Linked DNA regions of Homo sapiens: regions 1, 2, 3 and 4 are each linked to region 5. The links are chromatin loops, found by intact Hi-C in ENCODE. Cell type or tissue: ovary. All regions are shown on one strand. Each heading gives the region's core, and the rest is flanking DNA. Links, peaks and the distances in the headings are about the cores only. Region 1 overlaps ACTN1 (actinin alpha 1). Region 2 overlaps ACTN1 (actinin alpha 1). Region 3 has its middle 63 kb from the start of ACTN1-DT. Region 4 overlaps DCAF5 (DDB1 and CUL4 associated factor 5). Region 5 holds the start of ACTN1 (actinin alpha 1).

Evidence for each region. A loop is a pair of places that touch in the nucleus more often than their neighbours do. Peaks named below come from ENCODE experiments on the same cell type or tissue, not always from the same donor. Only the 100,000 strongest peaks of a DNase experiment are listed, where the experiment ranks them.
Region 1: it touches region 5 in a loop (1.9-fold over the local background); 65 of 110 quality-filtered maps call a loop at or near these places.
Region 2: it touches region 5 in a loop (2.1-fold over the local background); 62 of 110 quality-filtered maps call a loop at or near these places.
Region 3: it touches region 5 in a loop (4-fold over the local background); 34 of 110 quality-filtered maps call a loop at or near these places.
Region 4: it touches region 5 in a loop (2.2-fold over the local background); 34 of 110 quality-filtered maps call a loop at or near these places.

The regions. Positions count from the first base shown.
Region 1 is chr14:68,923,167-68,927,166 of GRCh38, reverse strand. It overlaps ACTN1 (actinin alpha 1), which reads left to right. Exons shown (of 22, transcript NM_001130004.2): 2 at 1,495-1,609. Among named protein-coding and RNA genes, the nearest start is that of ACTN1, 54 kb to the left of the region's middle. RefSeq lists enhancers at 2,114-2,649, 2,650-3,187. In ovary, for the core only: no CTCF peak of the experiment used is centred there; no DNase peak of the experiment used is centred there.
Region 2 is chr14:68,910,166-68,914,165 of GRCh38, reverse strand. It overlaps ACTN1 (actinin alpha 1), which reads left to right. Exons shown (of 22, transcript NM_001130004.2): 4 at 1,924-2,010. Among named protein-coding and RNA genes, the nearest start is that of ACTN1, 67 kb to the left of the region's middle. RefSeq lists an enhancer at 2,171-2,290. In ovary, for the core only: a CTCF peak has its summit at 2,370 (motif pointing left); a DNase peak (open chromatin) is centred at 2,385.
Region 3 is chr14:69,040,357-69,045,110 of GRCh38, reverse strand. No RefSeq gene overlaps it. Among named protein-coding and RNA genes, the nearest start is that of ACTN1-DT, 63 kb to the right of the region's middle. In ovary, for the core only: no CTCF peak of the experiment used is centred there; DNase peaks (open chromatin) are centred at 992, 1,401 and 2,010; H3K27ac peaks cover 2,290 bases.
Region 4 is chr14:69,088,488-69,092,487 of GRCh38, reverse strand. It overlaps DCAF5 (DDB1 and CUL4 associated factor 5), which reads left to right. Exons shown (of 9, transcript NM_003861.3): 6 at 601-814. Among named protein-coding and RNA genes, the nearest start is that of DCAF5, 63 kb to the left of the region's middle. In ovary, for the core only: a CTCF peak has its summit at 2,082 (motif pointing right); no DNase peak of the experiment used is centred there.
Region 5 is chr14:68,977,442-68,982,125 of GRCh38, reverse strand. It overlaps ACTN1 (actinin alpha 1), which reads left to right and starts at 2,824. Exons shown (of 22, transcript NM_001130004.2): 1 at 2,824-3,174. The coding sequence starts at 3,070. ACTN1-DT (ACTN1 divergent transcript) reads right to left here and starts at 2,444. Exons shown (of 4, transcript NR_073422.1): 1 at 2,342-2,444; 2 at 1,939-2,198. RefSeq lists a silencer at 2,767-2,816 and enhancers at 1,958-2,956, 2,957-3,956. In ovary, for the core only: no CTCF peak of the experiment used is centred there; DNase peaks (open chromatin) are centred at 2,149, 2,775, 3,305, 4,195 and 1 weaker place; H3K4me3 peaks cover 2,841 bases; H3K27ac peaks cover 3,124 bases.

The sequences.
Region 1 (4,000 bases), core at 1-4,000, 54 kb after region 5:
ATGTCCCCTATCTACCCTGATCTGTGTGCCAGTCTTCCCAGAGCTCTGGGATAGCACAATACGCCGTTTCTCTTCATCATGGGAGTAGGCTGGCCTGCAGAGTGGAGATATGTTTGCAGGGAGAGAGAGGTATTCCATATTGGTAAGTTACTAGTGAGACATGATTGAAAAATTAAGCCCAAAGTCACAGGGTATCATAATGCTGTCCCTTTCTCCCCGCCTGTGTGGAGGGATAGCTTCTGTCCCCCTGTTCCCTTTCTTGTTCATAGGCTCTTCAACTTTTGCTCCTAAATCTAAGCAGCTATTTCTTTTCCCCTGATACTCGCTGGTGTGATGTTCTTCCCTCTTCCTACCCACTTATTGCCACTTCACCTTTAGAGTTCCCCAGGGCAGGAGGAAGGGATTGGGGAGCATGAAGCTGTGACCTTTCCCATGAGGAAGAGTATTTCTAGTGTGGCTCCTACTGTCACATGAATGATACACTGCCCATCCTTTGAATTTTGCAGGGCAGGTGGGAAGAGAGCTGAATGGCTCTGGTGTTGGGTGAGCCCCATGTAATTGGTAGTGCCATTTGGTGCAGAGAAGTCTGGAGTTGCCAATGAATGGTTTAGATCTAAAGCAAGGGAGCTCTTCTCTCTGGTTGCCACAGAGTGGAGACAGCTGGAGAGAGACACCTGTTTTAGATGGACATGTAAAACTGCGATGCATGCTTTTGTTTCTCATGTTTGTTGAGACACCCTCTTCCTGTTTGAGCCACTAGCTGGTGCTGTTGGCACAGGATGGCTTAGTTGCTGCCTCACCTGATCATAATCTGCTTAATAGAGAAGTAACTATGAAGCTGATGGTCTTTGATTTGACCTCCTTACATTCCCTTTCTGGAACTCTTCATGCTTTTGCAGCTTAGGGTGCCCCTATCCCCACCCAAAGCACACACAGATACACATTGGGGTGCTTACTCTTCTCCCTTGTCCTGACACCCTGCATCTGAATTCTGTTCTCAGCAAAACTTACTACTCCTTTCTCTTAGCTGGCTGCCAAGTGAGAAAGGATTTAATATACTAATTTACCCTAAGGTATCAACAGGGCTTAATATGTTCCTTCGGGGTTACTCTGTCTTAAAACTGTGAAGATTGAAACTAAGTCTTATAACTTAAGAGGTAACTTGTAAGAATGGAATTGTGGCATTTTCAAATGTGGGTGGGCATGAGTCTTTGAGAGAGGGCTGGGAGGCGGATGTTAAGGGAATTTGCTGCTTCATGTATCCTGCTTGCTCCCACCCATGTAGCAGGCTCTGTGTAGGGTCCCTCAGCTGCTGCCCTGTGGGTAGCTCAGTGCTTGGTTGATGCAGTGAATGAGACCATGGTGGGGCAACTGTGTTGAGAGGCTCTGCTGAGTAGGTGTCCACCTCCCACCCCCTGGCACCATTAAATGGCTTGTCCAATGAGGGTGACAACACCAGCCCCCTGACCACTTGCCCTTCTTGTCTCTGCCCAGACATTCACGGCATGGTGTAACTCCCACCTCCGGAAGGCGGGGACACAGATCGAGAACATCGAAGAGGACTTCCGGGATGGCCTGAAGCTCATGCTGCTGCTGGAGGTCATCTCAGGTGAGGCGGAACCTGGCCCAGGACGAGATACTGTCTATTGGTGCTGCCTGACACCTTGGCATCTGCTCTGCCTATGAGCGCAGCTGGTTTTGGTCTCTTGAAACAAGTTGGGGATGACATGTATGAATTCATCCTAGGAGCGTGGGTCTGAGTTCTGGTTCTGCTGCCAGCCATCCAGGTGCCTTGGACATTTGTTTCAGCATCCTTGTTTGTTTTAAAAAAAAAAAAAAAAAAAAAAAGGGTTTGAAGGAACTGAGGTTCCTTCTCCTCCCCAGTGCCAGGATTCTGTGGCCAAGAATGTTAACCATGGGTGACTGTCTCCAAATCTTGGCTCCATTACTACTTATCTACCTGTATCCAGGTGACCCAGGCCATTCCCCAGCCCCTGGTTTGTCCAGATGTCTGGAGGGACAGCTCTACTGGAACACACATCTCATCCTGCTTATGAATGCCTTTCTGCCACCATCCCTTAAGGGGTGGGAGTCCTGTGAGTCTAGCCTTGGTTGATACACTGGGCCATGTTAGCTACTCTCTTCACCTTGATGCCGGTGAGCCTTAGACCTAATCCCAGCCCAGCCCTCTCCCTCGAGCCACCTCTGAAATGCTGAACCTCGCTGGGCGTCTCCACCCCAATGTCCCACACAGTCCTCTCAGCATGTCCAAAACTCTGTGCTTGTCACTCCTGCCCTAGCAAACCTCTTTTCCCTCCCAGAGTCCTGTTCTTCTGCACCCAAGCTGGGATCATAGACAGCTCTTCTTTGCAAGTTGTTACTGATGTTCTGTTTATTCTGATTCCTTCTTCTCAGTCCTTCTTTTAACCCCTACTGTTGTGGTGTCAGTGTGGCCTGTGTCAACTCTCACCTAGATGATCCCACAAAGGCCTTTACCCCAGCTCTTCCTGGCAGTCCACCCCTGTCACTGTAGCCAGAGGGCTTGTCCGACAGTCAGTCCAAATATGGTCACACTGTTCCCTCTCACAGCCCTCAGCCCGCGGTGCCTCTCCAGGGCTTTGAGCCTGCAGGCCACATTCCTTAGCATAGCTTATGGAATCCTGCATGAGCTGGCACCTGCTTTGTTTTCAACTAACTATTCCCAAAAAGGTATCAGACCTTCGATCCTCTGCCAGTTGTGGGGTGGGGGCAGGGGGAACGTGCAGCTCTCCCCAGATGACATGCACTTTCTGTTTCCTGTGCCTTTGCACAAGCTCTAACTGCCCTTTTTTTTTAAAAGTAGTTTTTTCTACTTTCAGATAAAACCTGTGTGTGTGGTAAAATAATATATAACAGAAAATGTATCATTTTAGCCATTTTAAAGGGTGCAGTTCAGCGGTATTAAGGGCATGCACTGACTGTTGTGCAGCCATCGCCACCGTCCACCTTCAGGGCTCTTCATCGTCTCAAACTGACACCCTACAGCTGTTCAACACTAGCTCGCCGCTCCCCCCGGCCCTCCCCTGGCAACCACCATTCTACTTTTTGTCTCTGATTTGACTACTCTAGGTATACCTTGTACGAGTGGAATCATACAGTATTTCTCCTTTTGTGACACTGGTTTATTTCACTTACTGTGTCTTCACGGTTCATCCATGTTGGAGCATGTGCCGCCATCCCTTTCCTTTTTATGGCTGAATCGTATTCCATTGTATGTATGACCTACAGCTATAAAATGGCTCCCCACATTTTGTTCATTCACCTGTCGGTGGTCACTTGGGTTGTTTCTACCTTTTGGGTATTGTGAATAATGCTAGGACATGGTTGTACAAAATATTTTTAAAATCCCTCTTTCAGTTCTTTTTTTGTATATTCCCCAAAGTGGAACTGCTAGGTCACATGGGAATTCTCTGTTTAATTTTTTGAGGAGCCACCGTGCTGTTTTCCTCTGCCGTTATTTATTTATTTATTTTCTTTTTTCTTTGAGATAGGGTTCCACCATGTTGGCCAGGCTGGTATTGAACTCCTGACCTCAGGTGATCCTCCCACCTCAGCCTCCCAAAGCGCTGGGATTGCAGGTGTGAGCCACCGTGCCTTGCCTCTAACTGCCTTTTAGAATGTCCCTGCTTCCTACCTCCTCCACTACCCTTCCCCAGTTTTAAACAAATCTGGCCTTACAATTTATCATTCTTCAAAATGCAGCTTGAGGGTGTCCTTCAAGAAGGCTTCACCCTTCCTCTCTCCCCTAATCTGAGTGGACTGTGCCCTGCCCGCACCACCCCCCTACCTGCCCAGCTCCCCAGCACCTATAATACCCCATTAATTCCTCTGCTGTGTCTTTTATCACAAAGTGTAGTCATTTTCGGTTCGCTTGTTTTCTTCTCTGCTCCACACTGAGCTCCTTGGGGCAGGTCATCTTCTCTCTGTGTCTCAGGTGCTTAGAACAGCACCAGACATGTAG
Region 2 (4,000 bases), core at 1-4,000, 67 kb after region 5:
TTCACAGCTCACTGCAGCCTCTGCCTTGGCTCAAGCAATCCTCCCACTTAAGCCTGAGTAGCTGGGACTACAGGCACTACCATGCCTGTTTAATTTTTGTATTTTTGTAGAGATGGGGTTTTGTCATGTTGCCCAGGCTGGTCTTGAACACCTGGGTTCAAGCAATCCACCTGTCTTGGCCTCCCAAAGTGTTGGGAGTACAGGCTCGAGCCACTGTGCCAGGTCTATGAGTTGATTCTTGATGAGTAGTACTACCTCCCCACAATGTGGACTGCAAAATGCTGGCTGGCTGTGTTGCTTGGTAGCAAAAGGGGTTGCATGCTGCTCAGCTCTCTGTTTCTCTCCAACCCAAGCATTTGGATGTGGGACTGTGCCCCGCCTGGTGTCTGGGGCTCTGGGAGGGGCATTTTTACTTCCCTGTTTACAAGAAGGGTTACATCCTATTCCAAGTCCAAAGTGGACACTTGTTCCTTTGCTCAGCATCCCATGCAGACTCAGCAGGTTACCCGCTCCCCTGGGAGGTGGCTGTGGCCAAGCACTGCTCCATGGACTACACCCGGCTGGTCATGGAACAGCATACAGTTTTGCCCTCACTTTTGGGAAAGGGGCTAAGATGTTAGAGTATACCATCCTTAATGGAAATCCACTCTTGTTTCAGGGGTTTGTGGGATGCAAATCCTAGTAGGGTCAGAACTGCCTAGAAATTGATCCTTCTCATGGTTCTATTGGGTCTCCCCTAAAATTAATGTTGCAGGTAGGAAAAAAAAAGATATTCTTTGGGTACCTTACTCTTAACTGAGCGTGTCTTACCATGGGCCGGATTACTATCTCCTGGTCTGGAAGCAGGTGATGAGTGGGTGTGGAATCTACATTTGAGTATCACTTGTTCAACCACAAGACCATAGATTGCTCCATGTATTGGGCTCCTTAAAATAGGGCTTATTTATGTTGTATTCCCTGCCATTAGGCCTGGTACAGAAAAAAAGAGAAAATCTACTTCATAGAACTTGTAGATTCTAAAACTCTAAAAGGTGCTGCTTAGACTAAATATATTGGGTTATCTCTTAGCTGTGATCTTGAAGCTATTGTTTGATTTTTTAAAAAAACATCTGTTTTAATACCCAAACTGATGGCATTGTGAGATTGAGTCAGTGGATAGTTCAAGATGGCAATTTACAAAACTTTAAGTTTGTGACTTTCTCTTGATTCCACTGTTTTTCCACGTGTGGGTGGCTATTTTGAGAGCTGTGATTGCCCAGAGAGCCCCAGCTCACAGAATTGCCAGAACATTTGTGATTGCTTAGAAATCCTCCCCTCTTCATCAGGCTGGGAACACAGATCAGGATTTCAAATGCCCCCTTCTCTGTGGCCTTCCCTGATGTACCCACTGTCTCCAACTAGGATTGATTACACCCTTTTTTTGTGCCCCAAATAGACTTCTCTTCCAGCACCTGTCACAGTTTATTGCATTAACTTTAAGAAACATCCAGGCCAGGCATGGTAGCTCATGCCTGTAATTCCAGCACTTTGGGAGGCTAAGGTGGGAGGATCGTTTGAACCCAGGAGTTTGAGACCAGCCTGGGCAATATCGTAAGACCCTGTCTCTACAAAAAATGAAAAAATTAGCCGGGTGTGGTGGCCTATCTGTAGTCCCAGCTACCCAGGAAGGTGAGATGGGAGGATCGCTTGAGCCCAGGATTTGGAGGCTGCAGTGAGCCATGATTGCACCACTGCACGCTAGCTTGGGTGACAGAGCGAAAACCCTGTCTCAAAAACAAGCAAAAATCCTGTTTCCCTCTAGAAGTAGAGCTCTGGAGTCTTTTGATTCCTAGCGTGGGGCATGGAGTGCTGTGGGTGCTGAGGGAGTGTTAATTCTGTCCCCGCTGAGGCCCTTTCTGATGTGTGCTGCTGCTGTTTCTGTAGAAATCGTGGATGGGAATGTGAAGATGACCCTGGGCATGATCTGGACCATCATCCTGCGCTTTGCCATCCAGGACATCTCCGTGGAAGGTGGGTTTCTGCTTTGTTCCATCCCGCCATCACCATCTCGTCTCCCTCCCTGGGCTTAGCCTGGAGAACTCCCATACCCAGGGCAACGGACGTTGATCAGGGGCCATGTCCTGGGCTTCTTGCTCATTTATTGGGCATCAGCCTTCTCCTCCAGTCAATGTAGAAAAAAGAACTGTTTGCCATTCTGATTCTCATAGGCATGTTGGCCTCAGGGAAACTCCCCACTTTGGGAAAGCCCAAGGCTGCCATGGGGAAGTATATTGGAAAACCCACCTGGCTCTTGGGTTGTTAATCTGAAAGGGTGGGGAAATAGCGGCTGGGAGGAAGGACCAGGAGGGGCGCTAACCCCGTCCTCCACTTTGCTCCCCTAGCACCCTCTAGTGGCCATTTCACAGATCTGCAAGGGCCGCCATGGTCTGGAGAGGTGATCTCTACGCTTGATTCCACACTCGGGCAGTTTTTGAGCTTTATGTCTGCTATGCCTGTATTTATCTTGCATAATAATATTTGTGTATTGTTGTGCCTGTGATAAAACACACATACTGAAACAAACTTTTACAAGATGAGATGGAGATACTATTTTTTAAATATTTGTTTTAATGGCATAGACATCATAAACATTTTTAATCAAAGGAATTTCTTAATGAAAACAACGTGGATTCAATTCAATTGCTTTGTGATGGAGATCTAGGTGTGACACTCTGTGATGCAGCAATGTAGAGTTCCAAGTTCGGTTTATGGGTACTTGGTATTTAGGGTTGAAGTGGTTGGAAAGAGGGTCATAGTAGTCACCTGGGGTGTGGTTCTTGTTAATGATAGTGGATGTAAATCCATTTCTCAAATAGCCTTCTTGATGATTTTGATTCTTTTGGGTGGACTTCTTGTCAGCTCTGCAGTCATCATTGTGTTACTCTTGTGATTTAGCTGACGAAGAGCTTAAGCTAAGTAGAAGCATTAGCTTTTCCAATTTTTAAATTGTCTGCTTTTGCTTAGGTGGTTATGGTCTTTGTAGGAACCCTTGAATGTCATTTTAAAGTCCATTTTGTGTGTTGAAAATAAATGAGATCATTCATGAACACAGTCCACTGAGTACCTTAACCTCCAATTCACAGGCACAAACACAGGGTGTATTAGTCCGTTTTCACGCTGCTGGTAAGGACATACCCGAGACTGGGTAATTTATAAATAAAAAGAGGTTTAATGGACTCACAGTTCCACATGGCTGGGGAGGCCTCACAGTCATTGCAGAAGAGCAAGGGAGAGCAAAGGGACCTCTTACATGGCAGCAGGCAGAGAATGAGAGCCAAGTGAAAGGGGTTTCCCCTTAGAAAACCATCAGACCTCGTGAGACTTATTCACTACCACGAGAACAGTATGGGGGAAACCACGCCCACGACTCAATCATCTCCCACCGTCTCTCTCCCACAACACGTGGGAATTATGGGAGCTACAATTCAAGATGAGATTTGGGCGGGGACACAGCACAAACCTAGCAGGGGGGTAGTGTGGTTTGCAGTCTTTCTTCTGTGCTGGGAGCTCCGTGAGCCCCCTCAGTTGCCTGCCTAACCTCATAGACACGTGGCTGCTTCACACACAGAGGGCAGCAGTATTGATCCGTGCAGTAAATATAAGGAAACCTTATTTTTTAGATTAAAAACAAAATCTGTCTAGGAGTCCTAATGCTTTCTTCTCACTCAGCTGTGTGCACCCCTCAGGCTGTGGGATTCCCCTGTCTGGAGACCCCTAGATGTGTAGATTTCCCAGATCAAATCTTCCTCCCCAACCTGATAGAGGTTGCCGACTTATTTTGTATCATTACCATTTCTTTGAATAAAAGAGAGTAGGGGGAGCTAATTCTTGAAGTTTGAAAAACTGTTGTCTCAAAATTTACACGTGTAACACGACTAGCTCTGAACAGCTTCCCAGCTTGCTTTTTCTGTTTCTCAAATAACTTCTCAAACTCTGTCAAGGGAATAGACTTGATGGCCAG
Region 3 (4,754 bases), core at 464-4,463, 63 kb before region 5:
TCCAGTAGGCAACCTCACTCCCTGCTAAGACCAGCGAACATGCTTGAGGGATCACTGAGGGGTAGGAGTGTGGACCCTCTGTCTGCTACACACTACACTGTTTCTGCTGCTTCATCCCTTGGGTCAATATGGGTGGCTTAAAGAATTCAGGAAAAGGTGAGTTCTTGGATTTCACTTGGAAGGAAGGAAAGAGTTGGCTGGACTGATTCTAATGCTGGTGCACTAGGGAGAAGGGGAGCCAGGAGGAAGGCTGGGGACCCTGAAAAGGTGGAGGACCAATGGTGAACGTGCCTCTAGGGTCTCCTTGGAAAAGAAGTCAAACTTACTGGATAAACTGGAATTGCCAGGACAGCAGGTCTAAGAGGCCAAGCTAGGTCTTCATTCAAGAGGATTAACTCATTTGTGTCCAACCAGATAACTTAGACTCTCTGTTCTAATTGGAATTGACTCTTGTGATTGCTAATCCAGTAATGGATCAAGGACTCTGCACTTCAGCCGTGGGTGCCTACAGGGTCAGGGACAAGTCCTTGACAGGCAGAAGGAAGATCTCTTGGCCAGGCCCTTACCATGAGCACCTGACCTCATGGCAGGTGACAGCCTCTTGGATTCCTGGAATTCCTGGTGCCAGGTCTCCACTTTCCTCAAGCTCCAGCGTTCCCACCTTCAATGTTTAGAATAACAGGAAACTCTAAGATGATCTATGGGTAACTAAGGGCAAAACTGCTCTGTGTGTGTCTGCAGTCCATAGAGGCCACACTGTGGCCCACAGGAACAGTGCCTCCTCACCTGTGTGCCACTATCCTGCAAGCTCCATCCATTGGAGCAGCCAGTCCAGGAAAGGGAGTTTCTTGAGCCCTGCAGTTCTCCTTCCCTTCATTCACTCCCTGCTGCCCATGCTGAGGACGCTCCGGGCTCTCCTGGCAGGCTTGCATCCTCCCCTGCCCAAACGCCCTCTTTCCCCTCCTCCCCTCAGGCCAACTAGCCCCAAACAGCAGGCGCAGGAGCCCAGGTTGTTGCAAAGTTGGGGTGGAGGGAAAACCTGAGCCCAGCGCACATCCCTGGACCCTTGCCAAGCCCACAGTTACAAGGTCTTTCTTCTTCTTCTCAGCCCCCACTGTGACTTTAGGGGTCAGGAGGGGTTCAGCTGCCCAGTTTCCCAGACTGCTTCAAACTTACTCCCCTGAGGAAGCATTGCTGGGGTGAGGGTGCCACTCTCTGCCAGGGACAATGGGATCAGAGGGCAAGAATAAGAAGTGTCTTCCCGTCATTCCTGCTTTCTTGTGACCTAATGAGCTTATTCTGGCTCTAAACTGTCTCCCTGAGCCCTGAGTCCCTTCCTGGTGCCAAGAAACCTCTTCCCCTCATGCTCTGAGTCACAGCTTAGTTGTCTTAGAAGAGCAGAAGTAGGAAGTCAGAGAAAGACGAGGGCCTCGGTGGGGTGGAAAGTGGGGGTCCCAGAGAGCATGAGGTAGTAGGAAGAATGTGATGTTTAATCACAGTGTGATGCTTTGAGGCATGGGCCAAGTCACTTTCTTCTTCTGACCTTGAATTTCTTCATCCACAAAGTTGCGACGAGGCTTACCTTGCAATGCTCTCCTGTGGATTAGTGAAAACATACACAAAGCACCTAGCACAATGCCCAGTAGGAACTGGGTAGAAAGAGCAGCTGTTATTGTCATCATAATCCTGTCTTTTTTCAGGTCCAATGACCTGTTGACTTTGGCTCCACTGCCATGATACTGTCCTTAAGCAAAATGTCGGGGACAAATAGAGGTAGAAAGTACTGGTGACTTCTCCAAAAATGTCATCTCTTCCTCCCTCTCTGCGTTTATGAGAACATAAATAGAAATGAAGCTCAGTGTTGTGAAATTCAGGGTTCCTTTTTTGCCCTAAATACTTCCAAATAAAGCCAGCCACAGGAGCTGCTCCACAGAGCTAGGATTCAAAAACCAGAAGCTGGTGAGGGGAACGGAGTGGCAGCAGCTGGAGGGAGCCCGAGGCGCTCCCAGCCCTGCTTCCCCTCCCAGCTGCCAGCCAGGCGCTCACAGTGACCTGCCCAGTCTGTCCCAACACTGCCCGATTCACTCTCACCTCTAGCCTGTTGAGCAGGAGTATGGCTTTCACTTTAAGAAAAGCCAATTATGAGAAATCCAAACTTAGGAAACCATAACGAGGACAAAGGGATTCACATGACATACAAATGGGTTCTTTGCAAAAGACTTCTGATGATGCCCATCTGTTGTGTAAAAAGAGGCACCCTTGGGTGTAGGGATCTAGGGTAAACTCTGAGTGAGTCCTTTAAAAAGAAACGACTTCTCGTCAGTAGACTCACAGTGATGTGATAACCTGAAGGTTTGCTGGAATGATTGATTGTCCCCAAATATAGGAAGTTTCCACAAGAAAGAAATGTTTCAGGCTCTTCTGCTCGTGAGGATTTTATTTTCTCTAGGAAACAACCAGAAGTCAGAGGTAAAAGTTCCTAGCTAATCATTTGAATTCTCCCTTTCCTTTCGTCTCCTTGGTGATTCTGGGTGCTGGGAAGTGTTTTAGGAACCAGTTATTTCCCAGCATCTCCTCCCCAGTCATAAAACACAGAAATGTTCATTACAGGTCAAAGGACTTTGCACCCCAAGACAAAGGAAAGTTCTTGGGAAGTAGTTTCCCTTAATAATCTTTATCCATAAGGGATAAAGAACAACCTCCCTTAATGAGACCAGAATGTTTAAAGGGAATCAGTGCTCTAGAAACAGCAAAGTGACATGAGACAAATAAAAAGAGGAGTCTACCTCTAGCTTTCAGTAGGCACGGTATACCTCGGCACTGATGTACTGAAGCTTTGCCAACCTGGATAGTGAGTGCATTTCAGCTATTATTTCTGCTTGGTAAAATGCATGAATCCATGTGTCCCTAATCTTGTTGCCTGCTGGTAGGGGAAAGATTTTTCATGATCCAGCACAACTCAAAGTAAGTATGCATGTTTCTATGACCCAGCAAACCACTCCTGAACATAAATTCTAGACATTCTCCCCCAGGTCCTGAAGGGGACACATGCCGAGATGGCCATTGTGGGTTTGTGTGTGGTGACAGGGAGCTGGGGGAAATGAGGCATTCATCCCTGTGGGAGTGGACGTGCACACGTGCTCGCAGCCCACCCCCCGGGGGCCACACGGCAGCTGGAAGTAATGGATCAGGAGTACTCCTGGCAACATGGGTGGATCCTAAAAACACGGTGTTGAGTGAAGAGATTAAGACAGAATAATAGCTAAAACACAATAGCATGTATGTGAAATGTACAAATGCATGCAGGCAAAAGAGGAATACACATTTTTCATAAAATGCCATAAAATGAAGGATATACACTACACACACTAGAGTTGTGACCTATGTGGGGAGGAAAATGAGGGTGGGGAGTGGGGAGTTATTTACTATACATAAATAAATCAAGAGAAGAGGTGACCACCCACAACCTTGTACACTCTGTTCGGAGCATAATTATTCGTAATACCCAGAAAGTGGAAACAACCCAACTGTGTCCATCAACTGATGAAGGGATAAGCAAAACGTGGTCTGTCTATACAAGGGGATGTTATTTTTTGCCATAAAAAGGAATGAAGTACTGATTGATGCTACAATATGGATGAATGCTCACATGAGCATTTGAAAACATTATGCTGGCCAGCCACGGTGGCTCATGTCTGTAATCCTAGCACTTTGGGAGGCTGAGCCACAAGGATCACTTGAGGTCAGGAGTTCGAAACAACGTGATCAACATGGTGAAACCCTGTCTCTACTAAAAATACAAAAAAGTTAGCCAGGCATGGTGGTGGGCACCTGTAATCCCAGCTACTTGGAAGGCTGAGACAGGAGAATCGCTTGAACCCAGGAGGCGGAGGTTGCAGTGAGCGGAGATCATGCCACCGCACTCCAGCCTGGCAACAGAGCAAGACTCTGTCTCAAAAAAAAAAAAGAAAAGAAAAAGAAAACATTATGCCAAGACAAAGAAGCCAGTCACAAAAGGACACATATGATTCCATTCATATGAAATGTCCAGAATAGGCAAATCTATAGAGACAGAAAGTAGACTAGCTTTGCCAAGGGTAAGAGGAGGAGTTCAGGGGGAACTTGGGAGTGACTACTAATATAGGGGGTTCTCTTTTGGGGTGATGAAAATGTTTTCAATTTAGATTGTAGCATCATTGTAACAACTACTTAGTAAATAAATTAAAAACCATTGAATTGTACACTTTAGATGAGTAAATTTTATGGTATATAAATTATAAATTATATTTCAGTAAAGATACTTAAAGTTGGCTGCAGTGGTGTGTGCCTGTTACCCCCATCACTCAGGAGGCTAAGGCGGGAGAATCATGCCTCTTGGGCTTGAGTTTGAGACCAACCTGAGCAACATAGTGAGATCCCTTCTCTATTTAAAAAAATAAATTAAGATGTCTAAAAAGAAAAACCGAGAAGAATGAGATAGGATGCTCACGTGAGTTGCCCTTGGGTAATTCCTCTTTGTGCTTCTGGTTTCATATGGGAACTGGGTTTCACCTACCTTAACCCTGCCCATGGCCATTGCCCTCAAATGATGCACACTTGCCTCTGGTCCTTCAGGCTTGAACACCAGCACTGGCCAAGGGCTCCCTGAAATGGACTCAAAGCTGACTCCAGGGGTGGACTGACTGGCTAACTCCATAGCTACCAGCTACCAGACCACTTCCTCCTCTCCCTAAAGACACTCATGGCCAGACTGT
Region 4 (4,000 bases), core at 1-4,000, 110 kb before region 5:
TGCCACCATGCCTGGCTAATTTTTTAATTTTTTTGTAGAGACAAAGTCTCATTATGTTGCCAGGGCTGGTCTCAAACTCTTGGGCTCAAGTGATCCTCCTGCCTCAGACTCCCAAAGTGCTGGGATTAAAGGCCTGAACCACTGCACCCGGCCTATTGTTTTTACTGATGGTTCTTGTATCTCTAATATGAAGGATGACTATATTGCTTAAACACTGTCCATGACTACCCAGTTAGAGTGGATACAACCCACTTCTCAGGGTCTTGACGAGTATGCTTTTGGTTGTGCAGTTAGCTTGGGTAAAGAAAATCATTATTTTAATATGTCTCTTCTTTCAAGATGTTTTTGTTATCCTTTTCTTGTAACTTTACTGGTAATTCATCTTTTGGAGACTGAGCAAGAGAACTGACAATTGAAGTAACTTGTTTTAAAGTAACGAAGGAAGCGTTGCTACCCTCATTATTCTAGCCACTGCACAGAAATATCCTTTTGCTGAAATTCAGCTATGCAAGCTTGACAGGAGGTCATAGGCAAACATGTGTTTTTCAGACTCTTGTTTAGCCTATCTCATGCCTGATTCCTGTGCCTTGTGCCTTCCAGTTCTCTCCTGCGCTATGGTGGAAACCTGTCCCTCCAAAGTGCCATGAGTGTACGATTCAACAGCAACGGGACCCAGCTCCTGGCCCTGAGGCGACGCCTGCCCCCTGTGCTCTATGACATCCATTCCCGCCTGCCTGTGTTTCAGTTTGACAATCAGGGTTACTTCAACTCATGCACCATGAAAAGCTGCTGTTTTGCAGGAGATCGTGACCAGGTAAATGCTGTCTGCCTCCTGCATCTCACACTTATGCTTTTCTTTCTGATTGTTCTTTCTATACTGGTCTTTATTTCTCATTACCATTATGTCAGGTAGAAACAATTAAGGGGAAACAGTGAGTGCCTGGAGATGTTCTGACTTAATAATAGTGAGTTTCTTTATCAAGGCTGTCAATGGGTAAATACAAGGCACACACCATAAACCAAGGCTGGCCACGATATGGTTCTGAGCCACCTAGCTCTGCCAAGTTTGTGAACAGATTTTAAGATTCTAAGAATGTGCCATTTCAGAAGAAAGGAGAGGGAATCCATGGAAAATTAGCCTGCTGGTGAGAGAGACATTAAAAAAAAGAAACCAATAAAACACAATGATGAATGAAACACCCTAAGTACCATCCAAGAGACATGTATCTTGAATGGCCTCTTGGGATGCCATCTTTTTCTTGGATGAAATGGGGTAAGCAGCTTTGTTTGAGAGGGAGCCAGATGCTGACTCTTTTTCTTTTTACTGCCAGCATCACAACTGGAAATGGAGAGCCCAAGCTGTGAGTTTCCAGCCTTTTCTGAGTCTCACCAGGAATGGAGATGCTGATGTTGACTTAAAGCTGGCAGTTTAAGAATATACTTGGCCTTCTTGCACCTTTCTGTCTTAACCATAGAAGTTCTGAAGTGTCAGTGACCAGTTGGGCTAATCTGGGTCACCAAGCCGAGGAAAGACAAATGGGAAGAAAGACAAATCTAAGGAAAGACTGATCAAATAAACAAATAGAATTTTTTATTCTCAAGCACAACAAATCTTATTGCTATTTCACATATAGATTGGGAAAAAGAAAAACCTTAGTCTCTCGCTAATGTTTAGTGTTCTTATCTTTGGGTCAACTATGTCAAATTTTGACTTAAAATTCTTATATGCTGTACCCCACCTCTTTAGAGTTATTTTTGGCATAAAAGAAATATAAAAGAGGCATAAAAGAAAAATTTCTTTGAGAAACTGGCAAGACCTCGCTTTTTGAAGTAAAAGCTAGGATTTTTCTCCTTAGATGGGGGTTGCTAGAGGCTTCCTAATGTCATAGTTTAAGGATTAGTAGATGTAATAGGAGCCGAATAAATGCCTGTTGAATTGTCTTGCGTGTAGATAGATGAGAATGTTCTTTTAAGTTTTCTGAACTAGAGATTTCCTCTCTTATAAATAGAGACTATATATCCAAATTCAGAATTTATACTCATGTTGGAGTCTTAGGGCCTACTTAGCTGAGATCCATACTGGAGACCACTAGGTGGCCTCAGTGATGTCTCCTTGGGGTGCCCACAGTACCTGAATGACTTAATTTGTATATACCTGTATGGCACTGCAGGGAATTTGTTTCTTGGGTGGGAAGAAACAGTTTCTATAGGCGATCAGACTCTCAATAGAACAGATATACAGAATGGTTGATTTAGCTTTGTCTGGCTGTGGAAATGACAATCAAGTCTCTCCCTCTCTTCCTTTTTTCCTTCTTTCTTTGCTTTTGTTGATTTCCTATCCTTTGTCAACTTCTTATGCATGTAATTCTTGTTTTGTTGAATAATAGAGCATGCAGTGAAGGTGATATTAATAGTTTACTAGGCTTTATTTCCAGAAACCAGAGGCTGAGGGAAAGGTGATTTTCTTCAGGTTGTGTTTAGCAACAAAGCCTATCTTCATGGACCTTAGAAGACCCAGAACAAAGACCTCTAGCCAACATGTAAGCACCTAGACCATGGTTTCCCATCCTTATCATTGTTAACATTTTGGCTAGATAGTTCTTTGTTGTGTGGAGCTGTCCTATGCATTATAAGATGGTTAGCAGTATCCCTAGCCTCTTCCTACTAGAAGCCGGTAATATCATCCTAAGTTATCCTCCAGGCAACCAAAAATGTCTCCAGACATTGTCCCCTGGGGGGAAAATTGCCCCTGGTTGAGAACCTGTGATCCGGATTATAATTACCCATTTTGCTCAGATGCATTGGGGCAGGTATTGTCATAGGCAGAGCCACAGAAGGTATTTTGTGATAGTCCTAGGTATATACATCAAAGATATCATTGTTTCTGTCTTTCAGTTTATATATAATTATAAAAGTATTGAATGGCTTTTGATTTTTCTCTATTTAGATTTGACTAATTTATTATTTGTGACTTGTCCTATGGGAAGAGTTTTATGGGTATTTTATTCTCTCTGACAGACAAGACTTCTTTTTGGCTGGGGTAAGTGGTTTTCCTTGAAAGAAGATGCAAAGTCATTGAATCTAACTTTGGGTCAGTTAACAGAGTTAAAGTCTTAAAAGTCTGTTCATATTCCTGAAATAGTTAGAGGTATATAAAATACAGAGATTTATATTTGGCTTTTTTGTTGACTCCTTAGGGACTAAGAAATGTAGCTAATTCATCATTGTCTTGTCTCCAAATCCTGGCACACAGTGAGAACACAATAAAAATTTGTTGAAGTAAATCTTGAGTACGTTGGTCAATGTGTGGTATTTAGCTTTGTGGGCCTAAGTCTTCTCTAACTGTAAATCAGGATTGATAAGTATGATTTTTCCTGTTCAACTTCCAGAGGCCTGGAAGGATGGATGAATTAAATAATTCATCCAATTAGGAGGATGAATTAAATAATGGATTTATAGTGGAACTAATCTACTGAACTTATAGTTTTTTTTAAGTGTGCACAAGAAGTCAGACTTACTGTCCCAGTCCTAGAACATGTCTCAAAGGTGATTTATAGGCTCTGACTTTCCACACTCAAGGCAGCAGTTGTCACAGTTACAGTGTGACCTGCAGGACTGACATGTATATTCTTTGATGAGTCTAGACAGAATCTTTTTTTCTGCTTTCAGTTTCCATAGCCTGCCTTTTCCTTATATTGGGCTTTATATTTGACCTCATTCCTGTGTGCTCTGAGAACACCCACAGCCTGAGGCTCTGTGTTCTGGAACTTTTCATTTAGTCATAGGCTGGGTAACCATCCCAGACAGGAATCTGAGAATTTCCGTAATAGGAATGAACATGGATGAGAAAAGCAGTAAGAGATCCTATTTATCTGAGACAGTCATCTGGCTTTTAATTATGAGATTATTCAGTCCATACAGATGGACCCAGATATTCTTCAGAGTACGTGTACTTCTTTTTAAACTATCCTAGGTTCACTAGGTAATTCATTAGCCTCAA
Region 5 (4,684 bases), core at 685-4,684:
CAGTTTTATCCCCTAAGTATTTCTGGTCTATCCACACTTTTCCATTTCGACCTGGATTATTGCAACAGCTTTGCAACTGGTGTCAAAGCTTCCAGCCAGCCTTGCTCCCCTTAGATCCACACTCCACCTGGCACATGAGGCCTTCATGGTCTGGCTGCTTTGCACCTCTCTAGCCCCGTCTCTTGCCCCTCCCGGCCTTGGATTTCTAGTCCAGCCACGTTGAGATGCTAGACATTCCTTTGTATACCATGCAGTTTCCTGTCCTTGTGCATTAGCTTGTGCTGGTCCTTCCTTCTGGAGTAACTTCCCACACTCTTTATCTGGCTGACTCTCATTCTTTAACGTTCACTTAAGTTTCACCTCCTCCAAAAAGTTAAGCCTGGAGCCTCCTTTCCCACGGGGTTCAGTGCCCCTCATCTGTTCCAACAGTACACTTGTCAGATCTCTCTCCTTGCGTCTAACTCATGACATCATATTTTTGTTTCTGTGTCTGTCTGCTGGGCTGTGTGCGACAGGGACTATGGCTTTTTCATCTCTGTATACATCTAGTACATTCCCTGATATGCAGATGGTGCTCAGCAAATATTTATTGGGTGAATGAATGGATACAGCACTACCATTACCCTCTGTGTTAGGTTTAGAGCCACAGTTTAGAAGCGGTGATAAAATGGTCCATAAATCAGCTGTCTCTGTGGCTCAGAAGCAGTGCTTCCTCAGCCAGGGGCTTTTGGAAGGCACAGTGCTGGAGGGTAACACTCATATGAATATGTGTGGTTGACGAATGATGCAGCCAGAGACACCATCCGATATCTGCTCACAACAGCAGCAGTGGCTCTTCTGAGAACCAGGGGGCACTTTCTTCACCTTTTCCATGGGTGGCTTTCAGGTATCCACCATCGCCTGGAGAGAAGGTAGAGGACAAAATCCAGCCCATAATTCAGGGCCCTTCCTGTCAGTGAACTTCTTCTTCTAACTCCTTCACTCACTTCTGAATTGACATATTTGCATTTTAAATTTAAATTTAAATTTAAATTTTTGCAGTTGATGCAGCCATTCATCCTACAAATACAGTCCTCCCTTAGTATTGGCAGGGTATTGGTTTCAGCATCCCCATGGATACCAAAATCTGAGGATGCTCAAGTCCCTCACAGTCAGCCTGGGTATCTGCGGGTTCTGAAGCCTGTGGATATAAAGGGCCAAATGCATATATGTATGTATATATTTTGAGACAGTCTTGTTTTGTCACCCAGGCCGGAGTGCAATGGTGAAAATGCACCTCACTGCAACCTCGACCTCCCAGGCTCAAGGGAGTCTCCCGCCTCAGCTTCCCAAGTAGCTGGGACTACAGGCGTGTACCACCATGCCCGGCTGATTTTTGTATTTTTAGTAAGGACGGGGTTTTGCCACGTTGGCCAGGCTGGTCTCCAACTCCTGGGCTCAAGCGATCTGCCCGCCTCAGCCTCTCAAAGTGCTGGGATTACAGGTGTGAGCCACCGCCACCGTGGCCAGCCTCAAATCCATAAATTAAGCTCTACTATGTGCTGGGTGCTGGGGTGGAAGACTGGCACATCTGTTGTTCACAAGACAGTGCATAACCTAGGAGAGGTTTATTTGCTACTGTTCTTCGGAACCGGGATCCCATAGAGGAGCCTGCCAGAACGCGAGGCCTGCTCCTTCCCGGGCATTAGCGCGTTTAGACTCTCCTCTTACTAAGCCCAGGGAAAGGAGTCCTGGCAGGTGGCAAGCAGAAGTTAGAGCTATTTAGTCACTCCCGCCCTCCATCCTCCTCCAATGACAATAAGGTTTTGTTTGTCAGGCATAAGGTTACCGGATTGGCCTGTGAAGTCCAGAAGCTCTTTCCGCGCTCGGCTCTTTGAGCCTCAGTTTCCCCATCTGTCAGGCGTGTGTATGTGGGAGGGGGGTACGGAGTAGATTTACCTAGATCACTCGGGGTTGTCCCTTCCAGTTTTGAGGGTGATGTCGGGGTGTCTGTGAGGAGGAGGGAGGACCCTGCCACGCGAAGGTAGTTTTGGTCGCAGCAGCCAGCCAAGTGTGCCCGCGGAGACCGGCAGGGAATTCCGGGAGGCCCCGCTGTGGAGCGGTCCCCAGAGCCCGAGGGCGAGCTAGAAGAGTTCCTGCGGCGAGGCGGGAACGCTCGGTAGCCTCTGAGAGCAGTTCGCTGGCGAGAAACCGGGTTCCTGCAGGGCAGGGATCAGCCGGGTCGCGCCTTGTAGGGTGGGGTGGGGTGGGGCGGGGCCGGGGGGGGCGGCGGTGGAGTCGTGAAATTCCCAAGAAATTCCTTTCCATTGCCCCACTCCGCCCCCTTTCCTAGGGTGCCGACCTGCCCAGACCCAGGTTCCCTGGGAAAGAGAAAATGAATGTTCTTCGGGTTTCCTCGCGTCCTTTCTCCAGCCCCCTCCCACCCCGGGGTTTGGAGCGCGCGTGGGAGCGCAATAACGGTGGCGGGGAACGGGTCCAATCCCGGCGGCTCCTGGGGTTCCCAAGCGCGCTGCCACTCAGTCCCCGAGCTCGGGGAGGCGTCTCCCGGCTTCGGTCCCGTTCAGCTTAAGCTGGCGTCACATGAGCCGCGGGGGAACGGGCACCGCGGGAGTGGGCGGGGGTGTGCGCGCCGGGAGGGGGCCGCCCAGTCCACCTATATGCGCCGCAGCCCGGCTGACGGATGCCAGGAATTCCCAATGAGAGGCGATGGGGGGAAGTTTGGGCAACTCGGCCTGGCCAATGGAGAGCCTCGGGAGGGCTCTGCCCCTTCCCCCCGCCCCCGCCCGCCTCGGCTCCCGCAGCGCTAGTGTGTCCGCCTAGTTCAGTGTGCGTGGAGATTAGGTCCAAGCGCCCGCCCAGAGGCAGGCAGTCCGCGAGCCCAGCCGCCGCTGTCGCCGCCAGTAGCAGCCTTCGCCAGCAGCGCCGCGGCGGAACCGGGCGCAGGGGAGCGAGCCCGGCCCCGCCAGCCCAGCCCAGCCCAGCCCTACTCCCTCCCCACGCCAGGGCAGCAGCCGTTGCTCAGAGAGAAGGTGGAGGAAGAAATCCAGACCCTAGCACGCGCGCACCATCATGGACCATTATGATTCTCAGCAAACCAACGATTACATGCAGCCAGAAGAGGACTGGGACCGGGACCTGCTCCTGGACCCGGCCTGGGAGAAGCAGCAGAGAAAGGTTAGCAGCCGCCCCCGCCCGCTGCAGCCCCCAGCCCCCAGCCCCCAGCCCCGACCCGCTCTGCCTGCCGGGCTCTCGGCTCCGGGCTCTGAACCGGTTCCGGGCGCGCACGGGAGGGGGCGGGGGCGGTGCGGCCGTTGCGAGGTGGGGTGTTGGGTTACAGGCGCCTGGCGGAAGCGGGAGCGCCCCTGCCCCGGAGCCCGGGAACGCCGGGCCGGAGCGCGGGGAGGTGGCGCCGCTGGCGGGCAGGTCTCCTTGGGGGTCCGTGGTCCAGGCCACCCTGCGGCTGTTGCAACCATCCCCGCGTGGGCTGTGCTCGGGGGCGGTGGTCTTCAGGCTGGGGCTGAGACCCCGGCTCGGGGCTGCTTGCTCCGGATCGATTTTCCCTTTTCTTCCGCCCCTGGCCACCTCTCCATATGGCGTGCGGTGGCAGCGCCGCTTCCTGGGCCGCCCTGGGTTCAACCTGAGCGGCGGGCCTCCCGGGACCCTGCTGCCCCTTAGGCGGAGGGGAGAGCGCCGGAGAGATCGGCGGCCGCCTCCGGATCTGCCTGGAGAAGGACCAGCTGGAGTGCGGCTGGGGACGAGAAAACTGGGGGGCGTACGCGGGCTCCCCCGCGGGCCCTGTGGGGGCGGGGTCAGGACAGCAGACCGTTTTATTGCTTAACTCAGTGGGTTGGAAGCTGTAACCCCGACATGGGCTTGCGCTACGTCCTGCCCCTCCGACCCCCGGGAAAGGTGGGCAGCTCGGTTCGAGTTGAGGGGCTGCAGAACGAGGGTCAGTCTTAGGGGATATTTGGGGCCAGTCACTGGGGATCCCTACTTAGCCACGGAGCTGCATCCCAGGCAGGCGCGGTGTGCCGGGTGCGCGCCCCGCCACGGGAGCTGGGCTCGGAGCTGGCGATGGGACCCGGGCACAGTGGCCAGTGGCAGGAAGAGGTCAGAAACCACTCGTGGTGGTGGGGGGAGGGCGCCTCAACCCTACCGCTGCTTCCTGCCTGCGCGGTGAGCCTGTGCCCCCAGGCGGCCACGTACCCTGAATACCCCTTTCCCTCCCCCTCCTCCCGGCTGCCCACTTCCATCCGGTCCCTCCCCGTTTCATACCCTCCCCACCCCCAGGCTGATCTGGGAATGGGGTTTTGGGTGGGGGGGGGACAGGATGGCGCGTCCCTTTGGATAGTGCGGTTAGGGCTGGGCTTGAGGGAGAACGCTCATGTCCAAAAATGGTAACATTCATTCCCTTTTTTAAACTTAAAAGGGGGGTAGTTTATAGAGCCGACTGAAGTTTTTTTTTTCAGCCAAAGGCATCCTGTATTAGCTCACTCAGGAATCCTAGGCCCTGAAACGGAGCCCTTTTACTCACTTCATCAGACAGGCAGAGGTAATCTAAAACACACACAATGGGCTTCCTCAAAGCAGGATGACCTGGGCCGCGGTGCCCAAGGCCTATGCAGGGCTGGGCCCTATACAGCGACATCGGTCATCTACATCGGACATGGGAAGGTCCCCTGAC